2 separate regions of the Mus musculus genome follow, and region 1 is linked to region 2. The links are chromatin loops, found by intact Hi-C in ENCODE. Cell type or tissue: heart. All regions are shown on one strand. Links, peaks and the distances in the headings refer to the core of each region. The heading gives the core; the rest is flanking DNA. Region 1 holds the start of Atf7ip (activating transcription factor 7 interacting protein). Region 2 overlaps Gm36897 (predicted gene, 36897).

Evidence for each region. A loop is a pair of places that touch in the nucleus more often than their neighbours do. Peaks named below come from ENCODE experiments on the same cell type or tissue, not always from the same donor. Only the 100,000 strongest peaks of a DNase experiment are listed, where the experiment ranks them.
Region 1: it touches region 2 in a loop (4-fold over the local background); 27 of 42 quality-filtered maps call a loop at or near these places.

The regions. Positions count from the first base shown.
Region 1 is chr6:136,514,472-136,522,402 of GRCm38, forward strand. Atf7ip (activating transcription factor 7 interacting protein) reads left to right here and starts at 4,380. Exons shown (of 15, transcript NM_019426.2): 1 at 4,380-4,492. Gm44140 (a long non-coding RNA gene) reads right to left here and starts at 4,282. Exons shown (of 4, transcript XR_001785394.2): 1 at 4,127-4,282; 2 at 3,978-4,021; 3 at 911-993. In heart, for the core only: CTCF peaks have their summits at 4,160, 4,725 and 4,924; DNase peaks (open chromatin) are centred at 4,300 and 4,610; H3K4me3 peaks cover 1,933 bases; H3K27ac peaks cover 956 bases.
Region 2 is chr6:136,463,989-136,471,919 of GRCm38, forward strand. It overlaps Gm36897 (predicted gene, 36897), which reads left to right. Exons shown (of 2, transcript NR_168025.1): 2 at 6,770-7,420. Among named protein-coding and RNA genes, the nearest start is that of Gm36897, 4.3 kb to the left of the region's middle. In heart, for the core only: CTCF peaks have their summits at 2,042 (motif pointing right), 2,256 and 3,508 (motif pointing right); DNase peaks (open chromatin) are centred at 2,203, 2,641, 3,513 and 4,663; H3K4me3 peaks cover 464 bases; H3K27ac peaks cover 4,000 bases.

The DNA of each region.
Region 1 (7,931 bases), core at 2,044-6,043, 51 kb after region 2:
AGCAAGCAGTGAGTTCATTAGAGATGATGGCTGGAGGGTGTTAAAGCCTCAAAATCCAGCCCGTATGATACACATCTTCCAACAAGGCTATACCTCCCAGTCCTTCCTAAATAGTTCCACCAAGTGGGGACCAATATTCAAACATGAGCCTGGGGGGGTGGGGGAGCGGTCATGCTCATCCCAACCACCACAGCCACTATGAAGTCCTTGCAAGCACAGTGAGTTTCTGCTGCTGATTTCTCCAGGCACACACACAGTAACCTGAAACAGAGCATCTCTTGGGGATTCGGAGAAGAGCAAAGTGAAGGGCTGTGACTATCTTTAAAGAATGAGGCAGTATGATCATGATTGATTGGCCCTTTTCATGAGTTAAGGCCCGATGTCTGGGCAGTGAAATCAAGTCAGGTGTAAGTACTTGTGGTTAGATCTTGTTCAACTTATTTAATCTAGAGTTACGAATTCATATTTTGGCTTCCTATAGTTTTCAGTGCTAGAGTGTCCAGAAGAGGATCTGATGAAACCAGGGAGGCAGAAGCAAAGCCCTAGCAGTTCTCTTTCTCAGATGTGGTAACAGGGAGATTGGCACTTTCTGGGTCATGCTGTCTCCTTCATTTCACCTTTAGCTCTCTTAGCTGCCAAATCTGTTTGAGTAACCATAACCACGAGCAAGCAACCAACAGAAGTGTGACTATTCACAAGGAGGAGAGACAACAGAAGCAATACACCCCTTTTGCCATTCCACTTAAGCGAGGACTGGACCTCATGTTTCTGCGTAATTAGCTGGTGACTCTTTCCCTTTTAGTCTAGCTAACTGGAGTGGATTACGTTTCATCAGTTCCAGAGGCAGGTAGGTATAGGGGGCTTAAGTAAACTTAACCCCAGAACTCATGAGAGTGTCCAATCATCTTACCAAATCCTTAGTGGATACCATCATTGGTTCCAGAAGTGGGTCCAGGGTCCTGATGAGACTTTAAATTTAGTTCTCTGATCTTCCTAAATGTGAAAGAACAGTGACATTGTCAGTAATAAAATGGCGGCTCACTTGGTAAAGTGGCAAAAATATTTTTTGTTTGTTTTGTTTTCTATCACAAGCCATAGAAAACTGGGATCTACATGCAGAATGATACAGTTCAGACTCCTGACTCTATGTATAAAAATTTCAACTCATCAGGACTGCTGGTCCACGTTTGCAATCCCAGAGATCTGGAAGGCTGAGGATTTCAAGTTCAAGGCTTGCCTGGGCCTCACTGACTTTAAGGCAGCCTGTAGAACATTGTAGGATTTGTTGCAAAAATTAAAAAAGAAAAAACAAAGATCCAATTGACAAAAATAATAAAAAAGTAAGAAAGGGCTGGGCATGTGGCTCAGTGGTAGAAAATTAAAGAAAAATACCTTGAAATGGATTAAGGACATAAACAAACACAAGCCTTGAAACTAAAACCAGAAATAAGAAAGTGTAGGGGAAGCCTTCACAAAATTGGTCATAACAAAACAATTTAAAAACTTAAAAAAATAAGTCCCTTTTATTCAGTCTTAAAGGCTTTGTACATGCTCTGGGCTCAGCACATACATTTATTATTTAAATCTTTAAATATCACTCCTCCACACACACAAAGAGAAAAACCCATGGAAATTTACAAATCCCCTACAAATGTCTTTTTGGTTGTTCACTTCCTCTTTATACAAACAACCAGAAAACAGCCAAGGCTGGCCCTGTAGCCCACTGTCCTGCAGAAGCCCAGAGGAAGAACGAAGAGCCCCGGGGGCTTCCTGCAGACCAGAAATCTATATTCAGACCAGGGGACTTGTCTTTTGACTTCTGTAGACCCTTGCGTATGCTCTTTATGTTCAGATGCAAGCAGTTCAAGGTGCTGAGGCTGTTGAGTTTTTGATAAGGTTGTTTTGTTTTCCTCCCTCTCTTTGCACTCATCTGGACCATCACTGGCACTCCTGCACTCAGAGAACCACTGAGGCCCACAAAAGTCAGCCTTAGAGGGACCTTCACCCCTGCAGCTGGCCTGCATCTACAGGGCCAGGGATGCTTGCACCTGCTTGGGCTCTACCAGTGGCATCTGATCTTGTGGAAACCATGAATTTTGATGTTCTAGAGGGTAGGCTAGTGCACATGATATGGTCTCAGATGATCCATCACTAGGCAGGAGTAGGCACATGTGGGTGGAAAGATGGTTCACTCATTGTCCTGGTTGTTCAGAACTGGCTGCTCTTCTGGAGAACTTAGGTTTGATTCGCCAAGACTGACATGGAGGCTCACCTGGGTGACAGCATGAGGCAGCACAACCTTGCCCAGCTCTGACATACATCTCTTGTGTGTTGGTCCTGAGGAAACACTTCCCACAAGATTTCACCTCAATGATGTGGGGGCAGTCCATCGGCCACTGTCCCGGAAGAACAAAGTTCTGGTCTCTTGTTTATCACAGCTGGTTCTTCAGCTCGAGCTCATTTTAAACCACAGATTCTTCACACAAATGGCCTGGTAGAGTCTTTGCTTCCCTCTGAAACGTCACAAGCTGGGCCACTGTCGTCTGCACTGCTCTCAACATTCTTGTCTCTCTAGTTTCTACGTAACAGGTCCCTGAGTTCTCCACACTCCATGGCTTTAGTACAATGTCCTACCAATCTGCCTCTAATCAACATGCCCAGGTCTGTCACAGGAATTCTGGGGCTGGAGCAGGAACATGGAGCTGATGTTTTCTTCCTTTTCTTCTTTCTTTCCTTCCTTTCCTCTTCCACCTTTCTTTTCCTTTCTCTTCTGTTTCCTTCCTTCCTTCTTTTATTTATTTATTTATTTTTTTTGAGTCAAGGTTTCTCTGTGTAGTCAAGGATGTCTTAGAACTCACTCTGTAGACCAGGCTGGCTTAACCTCACAGAGACAGGCTTACTTACTGCTGCCACCCAAGTGTGGGTGGCACCACACTCAGCTGGGTGTTTCCCCTTTCAAGGCCTCTTGTTAGATTAAGTCAAGTCTATTCTAGATATTCTCTCTTTCAACTCAAAATCAATCTAGAATCTTAAATACATCTATTAAAAACACTTACCTTTTTCCTTTTCCCTTTTTTGGAAACAGGGTTTCTCTATATAGCCCTGGGTATCCTGAAACTAGATCTGTAAACCAGGCTGGCCTTCAAGTCTTAGATTTGCCTGGACACTGTATCACATTTTATGACCCCAGAAGTTGTTTCTTGAATTTCAATTTCCTTGGGTTTGCCTGTTTAATGTCCTAGTTGAATTGTCAAGTACAGGACAATAATGAAAGCTGTGAGCTTCTTTGGAGAGAGAGTCTCAAGCTCTAGATGATCTGGGAGCATGTGGCCCCAGGTTGTCCTTGTTCTCTCAAGACCTGCCTCATCTCCCTGAGTGCTTCTGGGAATTGAGCCACAGCTGCCCATGGGAGTGTAGATTTCCTCAGCACTGACAGCTACTTAACTTTTTGATTGGTTAAGTTACTATTGAACAAATACTTAAAGGGAGAAAATTAAGTTTAAGGGATTCCACCTAATATTATTTTTCTGGCTCTTACTGATTTACAAAACATATTTAGAATCTTTTCTTCATTCTAGCTTCTCTCAATTTGTCGGAACAGTGATTACTGTCTCTATTTAAGCGACACGTGAATTTATGAGGTGTGAAGGCATGATTGGTACTGCTTGCTCTCTTACAGGATATCCCCCCAAAAGATGTTCATCTCCACATCTTGATGATTAACACAATTAACTTAGTGAACTTTAAGTGATACCTGTAACACTTTGACAGAGTTTGAGGCCGATAGATTTCAAATTCCAGACCAGTGTGGGCTACGTGGCAAGTTCAATGGCTAGACTGAGTTAAACTGCACGAATCTTCATCAACAAAACAAAACAAAAAGATAAAAATTAAAAAAAATTTTTTTTTCGAATAAATTACCGTACTCTAGGTTCTCTAGACTTATGGAAAAATCTTTTCGCTTTTTAAACACCTACTTTTTTTTTTCTCAAGTCTCATGGAGGGGTGGCCACTGAGGAATCTCCATGCAAAAAAAAAAATAAAAAAATTAAAAAAAAAACAAAAAAAACCCCAATCACCTCCAGGATAAAAAAGAAAAGAGCCAACCGGAAAAAAAAAAAATCACCTCCGGATGCGATCGAAAAGACGGCAGCGCCACCACCGCAGACGGGCTACAATTTCAAGGCAGGAGGCGTGGCCAAAAATCCCTCATTCAAATAAAAAACCAGGAGATTTGCATGGAGAATAGGCATCGCGCACGTTCATTGGCCGATCGCTCAGTGGGTGGAGTACATAGTGTGCCCACGAAGCTCCGCCCCCATCTATTTGCATAACGGCCCCGGCGCGTGCTGGGGAGAAGCGGGTTTGTTTTTGAATCTGCGGTGGCGGCGAGTGGAGCGCACGGCTGAGACGGCAGCGTCCGGGACGGCTGCACGGGACGGCTGCGTAGGAAGGAACTCGGGTCCCAGGCTCTCACCTCCCGCCCCCGAAGGTATACGCGAGTGCCAGGGGCTGTTCTAACCACTGTCGGAGAAATGACTATTGTATTTCGGAAGAGTCAAGACCGCATTATGGCGGCTGCGGGAGTTGAGTGTGCGCCTGCGCGGTTGCGAAGCTGCGGGCGGGCGCTGCATGGGAGCACGTGATCGCGTGGGGTCGGGCTCTAGCTGCAGTTGAGCAGCTGGCCGGGCGGTGGCTGCGCAGGCGCAATATTCATTTTCAAGAGCTAATGTTCTTGTTGGACGCCATTTGGGTTCTAGATTTAATTTTCTCATTCTCGAGGGGGTTTCGTCTCGTGCTTCTTCTTTTCACATTTTCCGAGGAAAACGTTTCTCTCGTGTCTTACACCTACCCGCACCTTAAAATCCTTTATTTCTCTCACGGTTTCACCGGTGCAGACTTGATATTTTGGTACAAATTGCCTCTTGTGGTTCTCGATTATAATTTCGCGTTTAGTTAGGTATTTCTGGATTCGCGTTCCATTTAGGGAGATAAGATCGGCACCTAGTGGTGCTCTCGGGGGAAGTGCATTTACTTCAGCTGCACTTTTGTAAATACATTTTTAACCCTGTTTTTACCGGTTCGCTTTTGGATGTGCAATGTTTACAAAATAGAAACTTTTATTTTTGATTTGTTTGAGAGGACAAGAAAAGGATGTACAAGTTAAGTTGAAATCTCAATTTTCTCAGGTATTACATCTTTATTATTTTTTTTTTTAAAAAGGAACATTTCATCCAAAGTCAATGAAGTTTTAATCCAAACACTTGAGTCTTTCATGTTTTTAGTTTTACTGTTTCTTCAGTTAGAGAAATGTTAAAGAAAATTAGTGAACACGATTTCTCATTATTTTGGGATGACGTATAAGCTATTATATCATTTTTTGATGAAGAATTTTACAAATATTACAAGTTCTATTGAGGTCCTTATTTAAGGGAATCAATTAAACATTTTGAGTTTTTGAAAAAAATATGTGCACTGTAGTATATGTGTATAATGTACACTTTAAATATGTTTTAGGTGTATATGTCCTGGTTTTAGTTTCTTAAAATAACTATGGGTGTGCTACTGATTAAAGTTGTGATGCCACTAAATTTCAGTTGTATGTAGCACAATTAGGTCAGTTGTATGTAGCACATTGGGTCAGTATACGTATAATTTAATATAATTTTCTTATTCTACCCGTTGTTTCTTACTAGTCTAAAAACTTGTGTTTTCATAAACATCTGTCATTCATATGTATAGTTGCTTTTTTGGTTGCTTATGTAACCCAAGTTTAAATCAGTCTGTTGTCAAATTAAGTGCTGTTATAATGTCGATTGGTTTGGGCTATCTCTATTACCCGAAACAAATACTCTTAGAAATAATAGGATATAATTGAAAGGAACATTTTGGGCTGTTTTTTTTTTTTTTTTTTTTTTTTTTTTTTTTTTTTTAAATGCTGTGACATATGCCCTGGAATGGAAGGACGGGGAAGGAAGTCTTCTCCTCCTGTAGCTAGCAGGTCTAAAGTTGATGTAATGGGAATCTTGAGCCTCTGCTGTCTTGTACCAGGAATGAAGGCAGTTCTGCCTTTTTGAGACTTTGATGCTTCTGAGGTGGTTTCCCCTCACCCCATTTTGTACTCCTAGTATTTGAGTTTATGTATTTAAGCTTAACATTTTTGTTTGAATGCATGGGTAATTGTGTCATGCGTTAATATTGAGCATCATAAGAGGCACTAGAAAATTACATAACATGCAATTTCAATATTGATGGGACAGTTTTGCTGTATTTCTTAGAAGGTAAATGTAATTTTAAGTTTACTAAAATTAATGAATTGTCTGAATGTCAGTGGTTGATTCTTTAGTATTTTAGAAACAAGTACTAAAAGTTTGAAATTTTAGTTTGGTTATAATTAAATGAAGCATTGTGCATGTATGTACACACACACACACACACACACAGACAGACAGACATGTTACTCAAAGTATGAACAATCACTGATATGTAGTTTAGAAAGAATCAGGCTGGAATGATTTAAGTCATAAAATTAAAATTTTATTTTTTAAAAATTACTTGATTTTGTACTCTGTTGGAATATTTTCACGTCCACAGTATGAAGATTTAGTATTGTGTTAATCGCCCTTAACTACTGTGGTGATGTTTGTAACTTCACTTTTGCTGTGGTAGATCAGTCTATAAATATTTATCACTATATATACATATAAATACGTACACACACACACACACACACACACACACACACACACACACACACACTTACATGTGTATGTTTTCCAAGACAAGGTTTCTCAACCCTGGCTGTCCTGGCACTCACTCTGTAGACCAGGCTGACCTTGACCTGCCTGCCTTTGCTCTGCCTCCCAAGTGCTGGGATGAAAGTCATGTACCATTACTGCCTGATTTCATTTTTAATTAATTTCCTGCAATTTTCCTTTTTGGTTGTGTGTGCTGTGGGTCAAACTCAGGGCCTCAGGCATGCTAAGCACACACTGTCATGTTAAGCACACACTCTCATGCTAAGCACACACTACCATGCCCAGCTGCATTCCCCAGCACACTGCATGCTCTTGTAACTTAGTCTGACTAGCTCCCCATTTTAGTGTTCTAAAATGTTTTTTAAATAACTGCATAATAATGTATTATCAAAATCTTAATTATCAGATATTTTCAAATCAATCAATGTCTTTATTCCTTTATTGAGACAATGTATCCCTATGTAGCCCAGGCCATACTAGAACTTGCACTGAAGCAGATGGATATGGTTCTTCTGGGATTAAGTGCCTGGCTCCAGTATGTTTGTTTTTAAATATCTGAAGGTTATTTGTACAGGATGAGTGCACTCTGACTTTGTAAGCCTCCTGCTCAGACTGTGTGTGGCTCTGTTTCTCTTTGTTCTCCCCTCCTCACCCCAGCTTCTCAGATGTAGCTCAGGCTGGCCTAGCCCTAGGCTGTTTTTGCCTCAGTAGCCTGAGTGCTGGTTACTGGCATTGTCAAGCTAGCTTGTTGCTTATTTGCCTAGTAGAAATTTTGTTATGGTAAACACATGGTGAACACAATCATAATCCATAAAAATAGCTGTTCAAAATTGGTGTTTCTATGTGGAGCAGCAGTGGCACACAACACAGAAACCTGGCTTGGAAAAAAATAAAAATAAATAAATGCAAAAAAAAAAAAAGCGTTTCTAAGGGTTTTGCCAGAACAATTAATTTGCAAAATAGAACAGTGTAGAGGTTTTTAATTTTGTTTGCTTTGTTTTTGTTTTTCCAGGGGCATTTCTCACACTGCCACCAGTTAAGGGGAGTCACTAACTTTAATTAGGGAAGTCGATTTCTTTCCTGTGAACTGAAGTGTTTGAGGTGTGTGTGTTCAGTTTGCTAATGCTCCTCCTCTCTGCTTGTCAGCAACAGGTGTGCCAACTGGCATACTTA
Region 2 (7,931 bases), core at 1,531-5,530:
GCTCTGATGCGTGGTGCAAAATGTCAAACAAACAAACAAACAAAAAAAAAAACGGTATAGCTAAGGCTAGCCCGGAACTCCCAGTGGTCCTGCTGCCTCTGCCTCCCGATCACCGGCGCTACAGGCAGATGCCACTAACCCAGGCCTGGTTCCTCGCCCGTGGACTTGCATTTCCTCTTCTGAAGAAGCTGGGGGCTGGGCTGGCGCCCAGTTTCCACGGTTTTATATTAAGGTTTCCTGAGGAAAGCAAGGGAGGAAAGCAAAAGAATGCCATCTGAGAGCACGGAGCACGCGCCAGCTTAACAGCGACTCAAACAACATCCTGCTTTTGTCAATGTCCTGCCATCTACAGCTGTGTGACATTAGGCAAATTACCTAACCTTTCTGAGTCTCCAGTTGTCAGGCCGCTGCTTTGCCTGTACAAGCAGCCGTGAGGCTGAAACTTGCTTCTGCATGCAGTGGTTGCTTTCACACACACCGCTGAGCAGAGCTGGATGAGGTGGCTTTGGTCTGTGTGACAAATGCCAAGCAAGCCATCCACAGGAGGAATAGAAATTTAACTTGGCTCTGTGTGCTGCAGGCTTTATTTAGTCTGGGGTTCAGTCCGTGGTCAGCTGTTTGTGCTGAGTCAAAGGTCTCTAAGGGAGGATGGGGGAGAAGGAAATTTCTTAGTTTTTGTTGACCATTGCAGCAGCAAGGGTCACAAGAGGACAGGTTTTCAGGGGCGCATCTTTAATTCCAGCATTTGAGAGATAGAGGCAGATCGCTGTGAATTCAAGGCCAGTCTGGTCTACTTAGAGAGTCTCAGGACAGCCAGGGTCACAGAGAGAGAGACCCTGTCTAAGAGAAAGAGGGCTGACAGCCCCTGAGACCAGGCTCAGCAGTTACTTCTCTAATTAGGCTTCACCTCCAGCCTTTATCATCTCCTAAGGGTACAGAACTACCAGCCTGCAATGTCAACATTCCAAAAACTGAAGCTGGAGGATTGCTTAGAGTTCAACACAAAGAGCATCAGACCAGCCTAGTCTATAGAGTAATCCATGTCTCAAAATTGAATTTATTATTAAAATGAAGTGAAAGCCACAAGTTACAGGCAGTTGAGAAAATTCAGTTATACAACCATTCGTTAAGCAAAGCCACTTGGTGAGCCGGGAGTGTTCACTCATGCCTGTAATCTCAGTCCTCGAAAGATCACGAGTTTGAGGCCACTGTGGGTTACCCAATTACCAGGCTAGTACCAGGCAACCGTGATCGCATAGCAACACCCTGAGTCAAAATACAAACAACCAGGGCCGGAGAGATGGCTCGGCTGATAAGAGCACATTCAAAACCTTGAGGACCAGATTTCAAATCCCATCACCCATCTAACAAACCAGCAGAGAACCTGCCCAAATCTGAAGCTGCACCATTGAGAGGGTGGAGACAGGAGGATTGCTGGGATTTGTTCACTTCCCAGCCTAGCTGAGATAACAAAAGGTCCTGCCTGGTTCGGAGAGAGACCCCGCCTCAAAGGAATAGGACTGAAAAGGAAAAAGATGCCCTGGAACCCTCCTCTGGCATCTACTCGCACGTGTGCGTGCGCACGCACACACACTTAAAAATCTTAAATTCAAACAGCAGCTCAGAGAATACAGAACAGAGACACATCTCCAAAGTCTTCTCTAGAGCTTTTAGAACTATAGAATGAATCCAAGAAAGCCAGGGTGGGGCTGTAACTCGGTTGGTAGGGTATTTACATAGCATCCACAAAGCCCAGAAGTCAATCCTCAACACCAAATAATCTGGGGATGGCGGCCCATGAATATAAGTCTAGGACTCAGAAGTCGGAGGCAGGAGGCCAATCTGGGCTAAAGAGCATGCCTCAAACAGGAAGAAATAAAAATAGAAGAGGAGAGAGAAAGAAATTATAGCTTCAATAAATTACTCCTGGGCGTGGCTGACAACCAGAGAAGAAGTGACACCTGGGACACAGGCTCAGGACCATGCAAACTGCCACTTGAAGTTCTGGGGCTTTTAAATGTAGCACAGCCAAGGCCGCCTGTGGCCAGCAGAGGGAGTTCTTTTAGAAGATGGAATGGTAAGGCGTTTCTCCCCCGGAACAAAGGAAGTATTGTTGGAGGTGGGGGTGGGAGCACCACGCAGGCAAGCAATCTCATGCTCAGACAACACCCCTGGAATCCAGTTCCACCTCAGGATGAATCAAGTACCACTGAGGAGAAAACACAGACTGCCGGGGCTACAGGCTTGTTTATCAGGACGTCAGGAGCTCAACTGCGAGGAGTCAGCTGAAAGCTCTCACCCCAGGAAAGACACCCCAGAGCCCAGGACAGAAAAGGCATAGAAGGTCAAGTGTCCAAAAAGCCACGTGATAGGAAAAGAAGACTCCAGGAAGTGATAGGCCTGGGCCAAGAGAATGTATTTGAATTTGATCCATCTGTTCAACACATATTTATTCCTTGCTTTTTAGCAGGTACGGTGTCACAAGCCAGTTGTTCAATTTTGATCAGAAGGACATGGCTTAAGGGGAATATAAAGCTTAAAGGAGGAGACAGGGAACCTATAGAACAAGCACACCATGTGAGGGCGCACGCGTGCACACCACTGCAGTGTACTGTAACCAAGTAGACTGGGAGGAGGAAGGAGGCCAAGTGTTCCGCCAGGCCCAGGGAGGAAAGGCCTGAAACCAGAGAGGATGAGATGCCAGGGCGCCTGTGGATCGCCAGCTTATAGAGCAGATAATGAGGGTGGCCTAAAGAGCCCACTGGACCATCAGAAGGCCAGAGGCCATACCTTAATTTCTACCTTTCTAGAATCCCCTCTAAGGTTTCACATTCTGGAAAGTTCTATATAGATATTTTGTGCCTTCCTACAATAATTACTTAGCACTCCTGAATCTCAGAGGACCAAATTCAATGGATGCATTCACATTTATCTCATACCCATTTTCAGGATTCCGGGAAACCAAAGGTACCTACAGCAGACTCTATCCGGCAGAGAGAGAGGAAGGGAGCAGGAAGGGAGCAAGTGTCAACCTTCCCTTTCTTATAAATAAATAGCTTCTCTAGGTTGCCTGCTACAATTGGCCTTTTCCCAGAACTTTATGCTCCACTGAAATTACTTAAATAAACAACTTTGGGTTTTGTTTTGCAAAATGCAGGGTTTCATGTACCTCAGACCGGCCTCAAACTGCTTACATAACCTTGAACTCCTGATCAACACACCCACCTCCTGAGGGTTGCTGCCACTCACCACCTTCGCGACTCTGGTTCTTAACACAGGAGAAAAAAGGCTGTTCCCAGCCCTTGACTCCGGATTTAGGGCTAAACTTTAACTAATTAATTTATAGTTAATCCCATGAACTATTATAGAAGCATTTCAAATGCCATGCATAGGAATAAGAAGAGATGCATATGAAACAGGCAGAATGAAGCATCCTCAGCTAGGCGGCCAGGCATTTTGGGTTTGGACAAGAAACTGCTCAGCAGCTTTCTGACAGCTTCACACACTACCTGAACTGGCCAGCAGAGGGCGACGAGGGAGCCGTCAGACACAACATGGAGCCACACCCAGATCATGGTTGCTTTTTCTAGTGTCTCTTCCGGAGTTCTCAAAAAAACTCGAAATAAGAAATTCTTGTCAAAGAAAAAAGAATGAGAGAAATCGAGACGATCTTTTTATTGAGATAATAGCATAAACATACGACTACTGGGCATTTTCAAGTGGACAAACCTGGGGGAATTTCACTTCAGCATCATGCTACATGCCTGTCTAATCCCAGACATAAGAAACGCCTGCGTGTGATATAGCTAAAATTCACAAATCTCTCAGCAGTGTTTTGACCTGAATCTGTCACATCCCCACTTTGCCCCTACCCACATTCTGGGAAGAATCCTGCTCTTCCCTCACCCGGCAACCCCCAGTCAGCCTCCTGTATCTTACAGTTCACACCATCTGATCCAGGGGTAAAGTTACAACTGGAAAAACAAACCCATCTGCGTCCTTCAGTTCTTCCTCTGGCACGTCTACAGTTGCGGAAGGCAGTGAGCACAGATACTGTTCCCCAGCTCTGAATGGTAATAAAAATTATCAAATTCTTTTACCTTACAGTTAATGAAATGGAAATGAGCAATGAACTCTACCCAAAACCTTAAGTCAGTGATGAGAAATGTAGTTGTTTCTGGGCCTGTCTGAGCATCATTTGAAGCGCACCATGTTAACTGATAAGATAACAACTCAGAAATAACTAATATCATAAAGCCAAAAGGCTTACAACCTAGATCCATTAAAAAAAAAAGAATTTAATTTAATCTACTTCATAGTTTTTTTGTTTTGTTTTGTTTTGGGGGGGTTGTTTGTTTTGTTTTTTAAGAAAAAGGGAATGGGGGTGGGGTGGGTGGGAGATTGTTGTAGGACACTGGATTGAGGGAGGGCGGGAGGTGTAGAGAATGGGGCGGTTCCGCCCTAACAAAGAGGCAGAAACTGTGTCTCAACAGCCACCAAATCCAGTTCAGGGCGGTTTGAGCCAGTTTCTGAGCTGGATTGAGAACAACAGCCACAGGCTGAGACTTCACTAGGGTGAAATGGAAAATCTAGCATGGATTTTACAGACAGACCTGAACTGGACGGGGACTTGCTGGAACCTAAACCCAGTTCCTGGGGTGGCAAAGTCAGATGAAATACCAGGCCTGGTGCCGGATCGGTTGCATATCATCGCAGAGAAAGTTCAGAGTCGGGACTCTCTGTTGAGATCCGGTCCACATTTTCCCTCCTGCTGCTTCTGACTGTAGCTGGTGAGGGAAAAAGGGCCCCAGGATATCAGTTTTCAGAGAGCTGGCCAAGGCCTTGGGGGGAGGGGAGGACTTTGCGGCCTGGTTTATTGCCTGTGCTGGAGAGTGGGGGCGGGGAGGGAGGTAGGAGGGTCTGAAACACTGAGAGGAGCACTTCACACCCTGCATGCAGTTCACACCATTTTCCAACACCTATGTTTGCATATCTTTGCAAAGCACAAAACACACAACCCCCCCATGCCTATGGTACACCCGGCTAACAATTGGATGACAACATCTTCTGCCCCAGGCGTTGACAATGCATGTGCCCAGTTGGGCCAAAGTGCTCTCCTTCTGTGTCCCCAAATACACACATGCTGTACACACCTCAACTCAAAGCAACAGCAATCTCAGACGACACTGGAATGATGGTTAAGTCTTTGACCGGCTCCCCTCCCCCAGCTGGTTGTCCAGCAGCCCCCAGGGTGAGCGACTCCAGGAGCAGCTGCCACCCAGTTGAACCGGATGTCGTCCAGTGTGCACTTCCTAAGGCCACACAGGGGTCAGAGGATTCCCAGACAGCTACCACCCCTCCACCTTAAAAATCTCCCAGGACTTTGAGGAGTTCTAGAACCTAGACAAAGCCCAGGTCAGTCTCGTTTGGAAAGGAGGAGGAGGAGTGTGGAACCTCTCCTCTTGAATGTCCCCAAATGGTTGGAATCTTTCAGGGTCAGCAAGGGAGCACCTGGAGTCTTAGAAGCCAGTCTGCTCTGGGAATGGGGGAGGGGAGTTCCTTTGGTGTGTCTGTGGGTGTTGAGACGTTGAGGGAGAAGACTGGGAGACCCAGGGCTGAAATGTCGACATGCCATTCCTTCTGTTACTCTTAGACATCTGGAGAGACGGTTGGAACCCAGCCTACTTTGCATTATTTATGTGTGACCTTTGAAGCAGGGGACGCTTGTTACTGGCAGGCATTCTCTATCTGTTGCTTATTGCACAAGTATTGACTAAGTCCTTACATAGAAATGGCAGTATCAAGTGCGCCGGTATGGACCCTATTTGTTTGTATGGTTGTTGCTTGGCAAAGAGGTGGCTGACTTTACGGAGAGCAGCACTTTTATGTGACGATGTAGTAACCCACAAAAGAGATTAGCAGGAGAAATCATTAGAAGCCCCACACAGTACCATGCATTTCATATCTTACATGAGCCTAGCCACTGTACATCCCTGAGAGCGAACGGCATTGCTGTTCCCATTTTAGAGATGAGAAAAATAAAGTTCGAAAGGATCAGGTAGTGTTACTGATCTATAAAACCTGTCAGAGAAAGATATTGGCTCCAAAATCCGTTCTTTTAACCTGACTCTATGCCGCCATCATGGTGTCAAATGCTTGCCAGCATTTCTAAAGCGCCTACTGTGTGACAACCTACTCTGGGTGGAAGACACGGTCCTGGTGACGCTGATGAGAAGATGGTCCCTGCCTTCAGCAAGCTTTCAATCTACTGACTTTTGTTCCAAGAAAATCTCGGGCCTGGCAAGCGCAGGGCTTTATTTTCGGACTCAAAGGCCATCTGGGAAACTTGAACTTCCCAGCATTCCCGTGCAGTGCTGGGTGTGGGGAGGCCTGGAAACCGGGAGTGACCTGGTAACAGCAGGCACCAGACAGGCTAACAGCCTGGCTGCCTGGAAATGGGCAGGGCCTGGCCCGGGGAGCTGTAGCCATGGCAACCCAGCCTGTTTCCAGAACAATGTCTCCAGCCAGGGAAACAGCTCCCGGAGCCTCCCCCTATATAATCCCCAGAGCAGACTGGAGGCACAAAGGACTTCATTCTAGTGTGGCTCTCCACCCTAAGCCAGAACAAAGCCTGCCATTTGTTGCCTGGGCCCTGTCTTTGTGTTGCGCTTGTGACAACATCCACAAAGCACAGCAAATTCCTTCCTTTCCGCTACCTCTTTCATTTATATCGTATTTATTGTAATTTTCCTTTATCCCCATTTTACAGATGCAAGATCTACAGCGTGAAGGAGCTTGATAGCTAAAGCGAACCTTTAAAACCCAGAGGCCTTTCAGGTTTGCCTGTTTTGTGACAGGGCTCTCCAGACACAGTGAAGAGAGGTCCTGTCCACGGCCCGGACACGGTGGCACTTGGAGACTGGCCCTGGACTCGCCCAGGCCGGCTCTCTGGAGATTGAGGTTCGCCCCGCCCCCACGCTGCAGCTCGCCCCTCCCCCACACCACGCCCGCCCCTCCCCCACGCCGCAACCGCAGTCTGGGCCGGAAGAGGAATGCGAATGCAGAAGGCACGCCCGCCCCGCCCTGCAGGCCTCCGCAGCAGCTGGTTCAGAAACTCAGCCTCACAACCTTGAAAAAAAAGACAGCCAGCCGGCGCCTGTGCTGGTCCAGGCCACCCAATGGTTACTTCCTGTGCACTGAAGGTTGTCAACCACCCATGCAGAGTGTAACCTCCCTGAAACCGAGCACAGGGGACAGCCTCCACCCTCAACACCAATAACCCGACAGATAGATGGAAGTGTAATATAAGGACGGGAGAGATGTTAAGGTCTAAGCTCACAATCAAAAACATAACTATAATTATCCAGAAATGTCTACATTTATAAGTAATATAAATATTTAAATTATGTCCCTCCCAAAAGAAATGAGACTTCTAATACTTTATTGTACACTTTTAGCCCCAACACTTGAGAGACAGAGGCAGGCAGAGTGTAAAGGCCTCCCTGGACTACCAAGTGAGTTCCAAGACAGTCAGGGCGGCACAAAGAAATCCTGTCTCAAAAAAGAAAAAAAAGAAAAAACTTGCCCTAAAAAATCGGTGATAGCTCACACACATAATCCCAGCACTCAGATGCTAAATCAGGAGGATTGTCAAGAGTACCCGGCCAGCCTAGGTTGTATAGCAGGATTCTGTCTCAAACACACCTTTCTGCCGCAGAAAAACATGAAAGGAAAATAACTGTTGTTCCCCCTGGAACTCGTACAAGGTTTCAAACAATATTTTCCACCCAGTCGTTAAGAGGTTTCTTTGCTCAAGGGTAACTTATCAGTAAGAACTGTCTCCACCCAGCCCCAGAGGAACAATTGGGAATCACTGCCTTAGAGCCCTCAGAAGGCTTTCTTTCCCCAAGCGTTGAGACTAAATTAAGGGT